Linked DNA regions of Mus musculus: region 2 is linked to region 1. The links are chromatin loops, found by intact Hi-C in ENCODE. Cell type or tissue: heart. All regions are shown on one strand. Each heading gives the region's core, and the rest is flanking DNA. Links, peaks and the distances in the headings are about the cores only.

Evidence for each region. A loop is a pair of places that touch in the nucleus more often than their neighbours do. Peaks named below come from ENCODE experiments on the same cell type or tissue, not always from the same donor. Only the 100,000 strongest peaks of a DNase experiment are listed, where the experiment ranks them.
Region 2: a loop joins it to region 1, with 2.1 times the contacts of the local background. A loop is called at or near these places in 9 of 42 quality-filtered maps.

Annotation. Positions count from the first base shown.
Region 1 is chr11:23,146,419-23,154,702 of GRCm38, reverse strand. 1700061J23Rik (RIKEN cDNA 1700061J23 gene) reads right to left here and starts at 2,563. Exons shown (of 3, transcript NR_131065.1): 1 at 2,466-2,563. In heart, for the core only: a CTCF peak has its summit at 4,749 (motif pointing left); no DNase peak of the experiment used is centred there.
Region 2 is chr11:23,005,760-23,010,759 of GRCm38, reverse strand. Fam161a (family with sequence similarity 161, member A) reads right to left here and starts at 2,413. Exons shown (of 5, transcript NM_001363283.1): 1 at 2,134-2,413. In heart, for the core only: a CTCF peak has its summit at 2,373; DNase peaks (open chromatin) are centred at 2,359 and 2,979; H3K4me3 peaks cover 2,007 bases; H3K27ac peaks cover 1,831 bases.

The sequences.
Region 1 (8,284 bases), core at 1,979-6,978:
TGTAGTCTTAAACATATGCAAGGCTTTTGAGTAGTGAATACTGGTAAAAGAAATTTTATATTTGATGCTGACAGACCTACATCAGCTTTTGTTTTCCCCTTGGAGTCAGATTCAAAGTTGACCAGGCTAACCTTGTGTTTGGGATCTTCCTTTCTTAATTTCCTTGGTATGTGGGATTATACATCATCAGGCCAAGAGTCTTAGTCAATGTTCTATTGCTATGAAGAGATATGACAATCAAGGCACCTTATTTATTTATTTATTTATTTATTTTTAAAAAGCATGTAATAGTGAGCTTGCTTACAGTGTCAGAGGCTGAGTCTATGACCATCATGGTGGGGTACAGGAAGATAGGCAGGTGTGGTGCTAGATCAGTAGCTGAGAGCTTACATCCTGATCCACAAGCAAGGTGAGGGCAATGTGGTGGAAGGGGGAGAGAGTGAGAGAGAGATGGAGGTGGCAGGGAGAGACTGGGCTTGGGCATGAGCTTTTGAAACCTCAAAGTCAGCCAGGCGTGGTGGCACACGCCTTTAATCCCAGCACTCGGGAGGCAGAGGCAGGCGAATTTCTGAGTTCGAGGCCAGCCTGGTCTACAAAGTGAGTTCCAGGATAGCCAGGGCTACACAGAGAAACCCTGTCTTGAAAAACCAAAAAAAAAAAAAAAGAAAAGAAACCTTAAAGTCCATCCCTAGTGATACACCTCCTCAAAAGGCCACACCTTCTAATCCTTAACAAACATTTCTAGCAACAGCAGGTCAAGTATCCAAATATATGAGCCTCTGAGGCCACTTTCATTCAAACGACCACACCAGACTAAATATAACTTTTGTATTTGTCAAAAGTTTTTTGTTTTGTTTTGTTTTTTCGAGACAAGGCAGCCCTGGCTGTCCTGGAACTCACTCTGTAGACCAGGCCGGCCTCAAACTCAGAAATCCTCCTGCCTCTGCCTCCCAAGTGCTGGGGTTAAAGGCGTATGCCACTGGCTATCAAAAGTATTTTTGAGCTGAACTTGAAATGCACTTGCACTTAGTCTTCAAGGGCAAAGCTAACCTCAGTGGTGACTAAAACCCAGTGAGTCTTTTAATGGCTCATCACTGATAAGACTTGGATGGTTTAGTCTTGGACATAAGAAATGTCCCTAAAAGTAGGGAGAATACATGCAATCATCAAAGGTAGTCCAAGAATGCAAAGCCCATGGTTTCAATAGGTCAGAGAAAGTGGGACAGTGAAGATAAACTCCCCGAGAAAGGACAGGCTCAGCTGTGTTGGCTGCTGGCCAGCTGAAAAGCTCAAAGAAGGTGTTCTTACAGCCACAGCGCCATCTTTAAAGACCCCAAACAAGGTGAAATGAAAACTTTATTCTTGCTGGACAGTGGTGCGCTCTCCTTTAATCCCAGCATTTGGACGGCAGAGGCAGGAAGATTTCTGAGTTTGAAGTTAGCCTGGTCTACAGAGTGAGTTCCAGGACAGCCAGGGCTACACAGAAAAAACCCTGTCTCAAAAAACCAAGAAAGAAAAAGAAAACTTTATTCTTATTTCCTTTTTCTGAGGAGCCACACAAACGGCAGAAACAAAAGATAGGAACCATTTCCTGAGCCGTGTCCTCATACCCTGACAAAGCTCCCGAGAGCCACATGGCCAAGGAAGTTCTAACACAGATCTCTCCTGACAATCCAGAATTAGAAAGCAATAGATAAGAAAACCTTGTATAAAATACAAGTGACCAGAAGCAACTTAGGTAAGGAAAGGGTTTCTTTGGCTGATGGGCAACAGAGATTCATCGCTGAGGGAAATCAAGGTAGGAGTTCAAAGAGGAGACTGAAGCAGAAACCAGAAAAATGCTGCTTACTGGCTGGCTTTCAGGCTCTTCATCAGCTATTCTTCTTATATGACCCAGGCCACTGGCCCAGCAATGACAATGTCATGGCCTCCTACATTAATTAACAACAAAGAAAATGCCCCCAGACTTGTCCACAGGCCAGTCTCATGGAGGCAGTTCCTCTACTGAGGTTCCCTCTTCCCAGCGGGTCAGGTTGGCAGCTGAAACTCATCATGACGCCTCACCTTCTTAATGGGGAGGGAAGCACACAGAGATCTGGGAATGCTAATAGTTGTGAGAATTCCTACCATGTTAGACTTTTTGGTTTTGTTATGAGTGGAGTCTCACTCTGTAGATGCAGGACTCTCACTGCAGTCTTTGCTGTGGCCAAACTTGTAGTAATCCTCCTGCCTCAAGCTTCCAAATATTGGGATTACAGGTATGAGCCGCCATGTCCTGTCCCATCTCTTCTGGGTTTTGTGCGGTTTCCCAGGAGCCCATCTGAAAATGTGGAGTAAATAAGGTATTGTGGATGGCTGTTCTCCCAGCATAGCAGCATTGCTGTCTTAGAGAAGCTGAGATTAGCCCCGAGATCCCACATCAGATCTGTTCCCACACAGGAGGGGTGCGGTCATCAGATGTTTACCTGAGAGTCCAGTCATCTCCTCTCTGTCTCTTTCACAGATGTCTGTGGATCTGCCCTAGCAGCATGTGACTTAGGAAGCTGATAGAGTACAAGAGAGTGGAAAGTTAGCTGAGGGGGACCCCATCCAGGCAGCTGTGGGGATGTTGCAGTCCATGCCAGGGTGTGGTTTCAGTGATGTAACTGAAGGCTGGAGACACTCCCACTACAGTGAGGTAAACAAATGGGCTCAGTAAGCTAGAATTGAATGGAATCATCCCTTTGGTCTGCTGGTGCTGCCCTGTCTGAGGTGAGCCGATGATTCTCCACCACTCTCAGGAAAAGTTCAGGGAACAAGGGGTGTCTCAGCCCTTCGGGATCCCATCTTTGTTGCCAGAGACTTCAAGGTGGAAAATTCCATTTCTGCCCTTTCTAGTGTCCTTGCTGGGTCTAAGATTAAATGGAGATGACACAGATTAACAGGAGAAAAGTATAATACAAATTTTATGTGACATGGAAGCCCAAAACAAACAAACAGCAACCCCTCAAAAGCCCTGAAGACTGAAAGAAACACTTATTGTAGGTCACATAATTACTGAATGGACCAAAGACAAATGAGCTGTAAAATTGTGGTTAGGTGCTGGGGCTGGGTAGGTGGAAGGCCAGGGCAGCTTACCAAGGCTTGTGTGTGTTCAGAACTCTCTCCTTCAGGGTGGGGGTGCTGTTGTTCTCTAGGGTGGGGAGGGAATCTTTCACACAGGATTGTCATCATCTGCTTTTAACAAACAACACTGAAGGTCAAGTGATTTTTAAAATTGGTATTTAACTTTTAATAGATTACTACTACTACTACTACTACTACTACTACAACTATTGGCTGCCACAGCACTACTTTTGTGAAGGTCAGAGGATAACATTTGGAAGTTGGTTGTCTCCCTGGTCACAGATCTCCAGCCTTTACTTACTGAGCCATCATCTCTCTCTTTCTTAAATTTTGGGGGTTAAAAAAGTTTACATATATATATATATATATATATATATATATATATATAATCTATTTATTTTGAGACACAGTCTCTTTGTAGCCCTGCTGTCCTGTTTTCCATATAGCATAGATCCACCTGCATATGGCTCCAGAGTACTGGGATTAAGGGTGTGTACCACCCAGCAACATATATATTTTGAAATTTTATTTAAGGTTATGCATATGTGGGGGAGGGCTGAATGTATATGTGTGTAAAGATATAGTTTTTTTTTAAATTATGTTCTCATACACATATTAATATATGTATGGAAAGAGAGAAGAAGGAGACAGTGTATGGAGAGAGTGTATGTGTGTAAAACTTGGGCTGGAGAGATGGCTCAGCAGTTAGAGCACTGGCTAGTGGGGTGGTTCCTGGAAGCACTATTTCCCTTTGGCCTCTGTGGGCACTGCACGCATATGGTGCACAAACATACATACTCAGTGCTCCCTCATACACACATAAAGTGAAAAATAAAGGAAGGAATTGCAAAGTGATGGCTTGCTGTGCAGACACCTGCCACTAAGCCAGAGTACCCGAGTTTGGTCTCTGGACCCAACATGGTGGAAGGAGAGAACTGACTCCTGCAAGCTACCTGTGACCCATCCACATGCACCCTCCATCACACAAGTACATCAAAGACATAATAGTAAATGTAAATAGTAAAAATTTGTTGGGGGGGATTAGCTTCAGCAACGACGTCATTTGGCTCACAGTGATAAAGACTGAAAAAAACAACAGGAAGTATCAAGAAAAGCACCAATCTGAAGGAAGCCTAATGTGGAGAAACTCCGTTGTGAAAAATGCTAAATATAAGGCCTGGAGACGTGTCTCTGTGCGCAGAGCTCTCGATGCTGCACAGGACCCCCTCGGAGTCACTCAGATGCTTTTACGCTTGTGTTTGATACCTCTGAAGATGTTATTGCCTGAACAATGAGGTTGGTGGTACCTGTCCTTAATCCCAGCACTCAGCAGGCAGAGGCTGCCAGATCTCTGAGTTTGAGGCTAGCCTGGTCTATTGAGAGAATGCCAGGGCAGCCACAGTGAGATCCTGTCTTTAAAAGAGGACTGATGATGATGATAATCTGGGATGGAAAAGGGGCACATCACCCTTTGGTTATATGAGGAAAGAGGACACACAGGTGACTTCCCCAAAGCGTTCTGTAATTGAGACTCTTGGAAACCTTGTCTTCACAGTGGTGAGTCCCCAGTTTGGAGACCACTGGGATAGAGAAAGAAAAGGGCTTATCTGTGTAAAGAAAATATTGCCACCTAGTGGTGACTCAAGTCATGAACACAAGGACCTAATGGTTCCCTTGACCTTTGAAAGGACATCTGTGGGAAAGACATTTGTTGGTTCAGCTCCTTTTTTTTTTTTTTCCAGAGAATAAGTTTTTCTTTAAATTTAGATTTATCTATTTGTTTTATATGAGTACTCTGTCACTGTCCTCAAGGGCATCGGATTCCATGACAGATGGTTGTAAGCCACCATGTGGTTGCTGGGAATTGAACTTGGGACCTCTGGAAGAGCAGCCAGTGCTCTTAACCTTTGAGCTATCTCTCCAGCCCAAGAAATTATTATTATTATTATTATTATTATTATTATTTTGGTTTTTCGAGACAGGGCTCCCTATGTAAACCAGGCTGGCCTTGAACTCAGAAATCGGCCTGTCTCTGCCTCCGAAGTGCTGGGATTAAAGGTGTGCACCACCACTGCCCAGCGGTTCAGCTCCTTGTATCAAAATACCCATCGTTGAAATGATATGTAACCCATTGTACCATCTACATCACGTTACTTAATATTCTGAAAAAGTCCCCTAGGTGATGAAGTTACTTCCACGCACAAGACCACGGAGGATTAGAGAAGGTTAATTAGTCCACAATTATATTTTTATTTATTTACTCAAAATCCAATTATCCAGCATTATTACACAAGTAGCATTATCTTAGGCTTCAGGAAGGGGCTTGGGGGATGGGTAAATTCAAAACACCTGTCCTTAAATTAATCATAATCTACAGTGCTGAATTACAAAGGTGGAATTGGGCTTTTTTGGTTTTTGTTTTTTATCAAAATCACTAAGACATGCCCACATTCTTCCCATACACCGTGGGACAGTAAACACAAGTGTAAGGATGTCTGGGTGACCTGAGCTTGCGGTGTGGAGGAGGTTGGCTCACTGGATGACAGTGTCAGCTGAAGGAAGGGCTTGCCCTCCGGTCCTCTCTGAACCTCCTGCTTATAACCTGCTGTGGCTTGGGAAGCAGATAATGAACTTTGTTAAAAGGTTGAAACTTTGATAAATATCATGAAAGTGAATAGCCCCAACCCCAGCAGCTCCCTGTGGAGTTGGGCACTGGTACTAGCACCACCCAAGACTCACATCTGTGTTGTTCTGTGCTGAGCTGTGGTTGCTGAGTTAGTCGGTGTGTTCTGTGTGGGCAGCACAATAGACCATTGAGCTGTAGTGAGAAGTCGATCTAGAAATGTTCTTTCTTATCTCAGCAGGCCCGCTTCCCGCCTTGTGTTTAGGATCTCCCTCCTCGGGCAGAAATGAAGGGGGTATTGTGTGTTTGATTTTTGCTTTTCCTGATCCTTGAACCTTCCTTTCAGTACATCTAAATGACACTATGGGCATGGGTGGCACTTGGAAGGAAGAGGCAGGTGGATCTCATTGAGTTGAGGTCAGCTTGGCCTATATAGGCCAGCCATGGATACTCTGGAAGACCCTGCCTCAAAACCAAACCAAAAACAAACCAAAACAACCCCCCTGTATATTTACTGTGTCTCTCTCCCTGCTGGAATGTGCGCTTCACGTGGACAGATGTTTACTTATCGGTTGGTTGAATCGGACCTGCCATGAGCTGAGAGCTCAGTCAATATTTGTGAATGAGCCGAGAGAAAACCGTCTCCCCGCCTCAGATGGCCACTCTCTATAAGCACAGCCATTCTGGCTCAGTTTTCCTAAACAGAGGCCAACTGCTTCACTTGACAGCTCAGCGCATAAAGCAGGGTTGCTACTGCCTTGGTTCAAGAAATGGATATCAAGACACCTGCCCAGGGCCTCCCCTTCTCTGGGACTTGAAATGAGATATTATTAATGAGGTGCACAAGGCTGGAACTTCTAATTGATGAGGCTAAGCCAAACATGCCCATAAGGGCCAAAGATGGAGACAATCCAGAAGAGAAACTACAGCAGCATCGTGAAGCCCCCATGGATGTTGGTCTTGTAATGGAGCCTGGCACTGAAAACTCACAGCTAGCCTTACAGAAGATGCTGTGAACCAGCTTAGAACAAAACAAAACACAAAACCCAGGATCTCTATACATAGCTTTGACCATCCTGGAACTCACTATATAGACCAGAAATCCAGAGACCTGACTGCCTTTGCCTCCCAAGTGCTGGGATTAAAGGTGTGCACCACCACACCAACATATCTTTATTTTTAAAAGAGATACAGAAAAATCTTTACAAATGAGCTAACATAATGTCTGGAATTTACTCCAGGTTGATCCCAGCGGAGATTGAAATGAGGCTGACCATGGTAAAGATTGTTTGGTGTGCGCATAGAAGAAACTCATTGTACGGGTGCTTATTTTCCTGTGCTAAAAGTTTTCAGTAATAGGTCAGAATGAAAACATTAATAGAAAATGGAGAAAAAAAAACAGTAGTTCTCCTGGTCTTCAATATATCAGACCCAAAGCTAATACCCAAACTTCAGGAGGTGTGTTTACAAGACCATGAATCAGACATTCAGTGTCTGAATCCCGACAGCTGGAAGCTTGGGAGAGGAGTCACCCTCACAGACCTCGGGGACTTACAGTATGTGAAGAGCCAGGCTTTATCCTACTCTTTCCAGGAGACCCAGACTTAGAAATGGGCTAAAACCAACGGGCTTCATCTATCGTTGAAAGCTCCTGTGCAACCTGATTTCCGAAGAATTTTGGAATCAGAGTGTTTGGCTCCAGTTCCAGCAGTGCCAAAACAATGACCAGCAGAATTCCTGAGAGCGATTAGACTTGTATTGAATGGAGGTAAAGAATGCAGTTATCCAGGATAGAGCAGATGCTGTGCAGTGGAGCTCTGCAGGGATGGAAGAGGGAGCTGTGCATCCAGGTTTGATGTGGTAGGCAGCAACCACATAAGGCTACTGACTTGAAACATGTCACCGTGATTAAGGACTGGAATGCCCATAGTCGCAGTGTTCAGAGGTGGAGGCAGACGGTCCTGAGTCCATCACCATGCACATAGCAAACAGAAGGCGAAGGAGCTGCGTGAGCCTCTGTTTCCAACCGGCAAAAGCAGCTGTGTTTCATGTTTCATTTCATTTTAGTTATTTTTAAATTTTTGTTGTTGCTGCTTGATTTGTTTTAAGATAGAGTCCTCTGTAGTCCTAGCTGACCTGGAACTCATCATGTGCACCAGGCTGGCCTCAAACTCATAGAGCTCCTCCTGCATCTGCCTGAGTAGTAGGACTAAAGACATCTGGCCCAGGAGTGTTTTTGAAACTGTTTGTTTTGTTTGTTTGTTTTTTTGTTTGTTTTAAAGATTTATTTATACTACTTTATGTGCATGTTTTTGGTTTTTTTTTTATTTTTTTTGGTCTGCATTTCTGTATGTATACTATATGCTTGTCTGATACCTATATAGGTCAGATCTGGAACTGGAGTTATGGATGGATGTGAGCTGACAGGTGGGTTCTGGGAAAGGAACCCAGGTCCTCTGAAAGAACAAGTGTTCTTAACCACTGAGCCATCTCTCCATTCTTTTAGCTGCTTCTTGAAAGGTTTGTTCTATTTTTGATTCTGTGTAGATGTATGTA
Region 2 (5,000 bases), core at 1-5,000, 140 kb after region 1:
GGGCACTCTTGGGCAGGCTGTCTGAAACTCAGAGACAAGGAGCGCTGACATGTTAGCTTGAGTATTCTCCAAGCAGACAGTGGAGATTTCTTTAGGTGGGTGGGGTTGGCAGGAGGGCAGATGTAGTTCCCCAGCTTGTGCAGGGGATAAGCAGGGGTTCCAGGCTAACATCCAATCTTAGCTGAATTCCCTAGCCACTGTCCACTTTATTTTTTGAGGTAGGGCTTTCAGCAAATTCCAGGAATCTGCCTGTTTCTTCTCTCTCCAGCACTGGGATTATAGACAAAAGCCAACACACTGGGTTTGTATTTGGGTGTTGGAAACCCAAACTCAGTTTATAACAAAAATCTTCAGTTAGCAGGGCACTCTGGAACATAAGTACAACTATACAAAGGACAGACCTTTCTGCCGTAGTAAGCCAAAGTATAAATCAATTTCCAAGTGAATTGTTCAAGCTGGCAGTTGTTACAATTACTACTAATTTATGTAAATTACTCTAGAAATGACACCCATTCTCTCCTTTGGTTCTTAATAACAACTGAATAAGGTGGAAAACGGAGACAATTATAGTCCTTTTATAGACAAAGAAACAGAAATCACGGCCTAAGATCACCCAGCACATAGAAGAAAACGGCTTCTGACCCGGGTCCAAGCTCTTGCCTTCCCTGGCATTTCACCTTCTGTAACCTATGACAGGCTGTGTTGAATGATTATCAGGTATAAACCAGTCCTAGGGTTCTGAACCTCATAGCTGGTTAGGCTCTGCTTCACTCTACATAACCTTGAAACATTTGCTACAGGCCAGGCCTGGGGCCCCATACGCTTAATCCCATTACTTGGAAGGTGGAGGCAGGAGGATCAGGAGTTTAAGGTCATCCTTAGCCACAAATAGCAAATTTGAGGCAATCCTGGACCAAAGGAGTCACTGTCTAAAATAAAACAAAAAAGCCGAGGATGTAGCTGTTGGTACACCACTTGCCTAGCAAGCACAAACCCTTCGGCCCACCCCAGCACTGCTAAGGAACAGGGTGTCGAGGGAGCGAGTGCCCGTCCTGGTGCTTTATCCCAGCAGAGTGCTGGTTTAAGTCCAAGGTTCCCGGCTTTTAAAGTGAATAAAAGCTGGGCGTTTTTATTACACACCTTTAAACTCAGGAAGCAGAGGTAGGCAGAGCTCTGTGTGTTTGAGGCCAGCCTGGACTACACAGAGTGAGTTCCAGAACAGCCAGGCTATGTCTCAGAAAACAAACAAAAATTTAAAAGGATGCTAAGATGTTTTAACTGTTAAGAGCACTTGCTGCTCTTGCAGGGGACCTGGGCTTGATTCCCAGCATCCATATGGTAGCTCACAACTCTCAGTAACTCCCAAGGCACACATTCATACACATAAATCTAAAAACAAACACACAAAATGAATAGAACAGATGAAGGAGAGGGGGTGGTTACATTCAAAATATACTGTATGAAATTTTTAAAGAATAAAAGCATTGCTGGAGAGATGGCTTAGTGGTTATAAGTACTGGTTGCTTTTCCAGAGGTAGAGATTATGTGTGTGTGTGTATAATCTCCTCCTCCATATATATCCTTCTGCTAGAAACATATAACACATCCAGGACATAATACTGAAAATGTTTTGTGAAAAGATCTCACTGCACCCATATCATCCCTTTAGGGAACTGGGATTTCGGCGGTTTGTTTATCTGGATGCTTCTCTACATCTGGAGCATCTGTCCACTGAACTTCAAACACGGTTTGCTAATGGACTGCTAAAATCCACTCCTAACAAAAACTGATAAAACACACTTGTCAGTACAACTTATCATCTGAAAGTTGATCTTTTATGAAAACTATGGGCACATCAGTTGTCTTCGGGGGGGGGGGGGGCAAAAATAAATGTAAAAATCAGAACTAAAAAATTATTTATTCCCAAGATATACTGGAGAATAAATAGGAAGTAGAGTTCTGTTCTTTGCATACTCTAGAAATAGCTATAAAAAAACCACTCTCCAATAAAGTTTTGCAGCAACCTTTAGTTGGGGCAGAGAGCAGGGAGGGTCTACAGAGGACACCGCATTTCCACCCGTCCTGCCCGAGACGATCGGACAGCCCTCAGACCCCTCCGGGCTCTCACATTACCGACGCCCGCATCTGCCACACTTTCTTCTGTTCCTCCTCCTCCATGGCCGCCGCCAACCCCGCTGCTACCAAGGACTCTAAGGAGTCTTCGCTTTCGTACTGGGCGACCCTTGCTCCGGTGATGGGATTTGCAGACAGGAGAAGGCTGGCTGCCGCCAGTCTGGCCTCCTGGTGCGGCGAAGCCATCGCCCCGCCTCCAAGCCCAAGCGCCCGCGCCCGCCCAGGGCGGCGTGCAGGCGCTGCCACCTAGCTCACAGATCCTGGCTTGGGGCGAGCGGTTACTAGGGGCTCGGTTACTAGGGACGCTACAGGAGGTGGCGACGGACCATAACGCACGCAACGTCCTTTTTCACTGTCACAAATGCGAACCCCGAGTCCAGCTAGTGTCTAATGATGGTTTCTGATACAAGCCTGCGGTTTCTAGAAGCATAACTGTCTGAAGCTACACAAACGACTACCACAGCAAGCTAAAGTAAAACGCAATCTTCAAGCTAATTGCTCAATGGGAGTCTCACCAGCGCCGGAACAATTACTGATTCACTTGAATGACACCCAGGTCTCCGGCAAGGGACTGAGCTTTTCTCTGGTTTCTAGCTTTATTTCTGTCTAACTACCTAAACGAGAACTTCTCGCGGTATACGGACTTAAAGCAGAAAGCGCGTTTTAACTAGCTGGATCAACATATTAGGGCACAGAGGGACAGGAAGGACCGGGTGTTGGGTGACCATCCCAAGAAAAGAACAGGCTTTGCAGCGCGCTATTCAACATGGCGGAGAACCCAGTTCATCTCTAATTGACAAGAACCAGCGGGTTGACCAATCAGAAGGAGAATACTTATTTGTCCCACCCTCTTTTTTCTCGACTGACCAGTAAGACACTAGACATAGGAAGTGTCTGTCACTCAGACCAGTGAGTGAGATGTGGTAGCTTGTCTAGCGGTTCTGCAGCTAGCTTAGCGGCAGATTAGAGGGGGCGAGAGCCTACAAGGACCACACCCTCCCAGCTCAGCCCTGCCAACCTCCTGATCGGCCTCAGGTTTTTGGCCACTTTGGATGCTTTTTCAGTGAACTCTCAGCCACCTGCAGCATAACACTTTACTTAGAACCCCAGCTAGCGCCCCTGTCCCCACCCTAAGGTTCCAGTACTTTCCACGTTATGCGGCACACCTTCCACAGAACCTGTTTCTGACGCAGTTGTTACCACCCCTTCCTTGTTCCCCTCTGCGAAGCACCTATCACCTTACCTTCCCTGCCTCCTGTTTCAAAACGGTTGAGCTTGCCTTTTCCAACGGAACTGATGATGGATACTGGTTGGTTCTGAAAAGCTAGATGTGGGGAGGGATCCATAGCCATCTGAATGAGAGAATAGTGACTTTCTGCCAGCCACATGCAACTAGTTCTGTGATGGGACTTGGTGTAAACAAGACCTATTGACAGACTGAAGCCCTGTAAGTGGGATGGTTTTAGGAACATGAAATAGTAAATAATGGATATGAAGGACATCAGTGTGTACATAGAATAGGAAAGTTTCGGCTGACAGTATTCTAAATTTGCAGATATCTATTAACACAGCTTTTAAAAAAAAGGTAGATCTGAAAGAAAATGGCACCATTAAAGTGCTTTTGCAGGCCAGCCAGTGGTGGCGTATGCCTTTAATCTTAGCACTTGGGAGGCAGAGGCCGAGGCCAGCGGATTTCTGACTTGGAGGTCTACAGAGTGAGTTCCAAGACAGCCAGGGCTGTCTTGAAAAACAACAAAAAAATTGTAATATACAAGATAGTGAAATGAATAATTATGAATTCTGACAAAAATGAATGCCCATGGAATCACAGGACAGATACACAGAGAAAACGAACAAACGTATATACCAGTTGATACTTGAGTATATACTTGAGTGTGATGAGAAGCAAGCACCAAAGATGTTAGAATTGCTTGTTAGTAGTACTGGGAGAGGTTCTTGCAAACACGGATACTATTCTACTGAAAGCTTTAGCTTCTTGTTAGCCTGTAAAGAACACAGAGGATACATACTCTCAAGCTCTTTCTCCATCAGTTTCTTAACTATCAAGTTTTTAGCATTTGCATTGGCTGATTTCAAGGTTTGATCCCTAGTTACTGAAAAAATAATAATCTGAACAAGAAAATTGGCATTTGTGAAAAAGGAAAATGAAGGCAAGTTCTGCCATCCAAGAACTTGGAATCTCTTTAGGTAATCTGAATGCTGATGCCTCAATTAAATCCAAAATAAAATCCCTGTGATGGTGCTAGGAGGCAGGGCCTTCAGGAAGTTAACTAAGGGGCTCCACCCTCTACAAAGGGTCCATGGCTTTAGTTCTTTGATGATGCAGATTTCCCAGAAGGATCTTGTAGATTTTATCAACTTGAAAGAGATTGAGACCCTGGCATCCTTTATTAAAACTTTATGTTCCAAAGCAAACAATTTGACAAGTTTTAGTGAACGTGAGAAATATTAATCTCCCCTTTGTCATTTCCTCAGAAGAGTACTGCATGTAGTTCAATGAAGCTAAAATACAAAACGCATACCCACAACTAAAAATAGTCTAATGAGAAGACAATGTCTGGTATTGCAGAGCCATCTGCAACCATGGCCAGCAGAGCAACATTGGAGGAGGTAAGAAAGCAGTTCATTTCAACAGGACTCAGAAGTCAGTGTTGGTTCACACTTTAGGAATCGGACACTAGGTAGATTTTTTTTTTCTTTCTTTTTTTTTAGGCATATTTAAGTACAGCACAATTCAGCAAACTTTTCCTGGAGATAATTAACTCAAGCCCATGTGCATAATAAAGTTTAAGGTGTGATTAAATCAAAACTCTGTAAACATAATACTTTCCAAGATGGGTTCTATA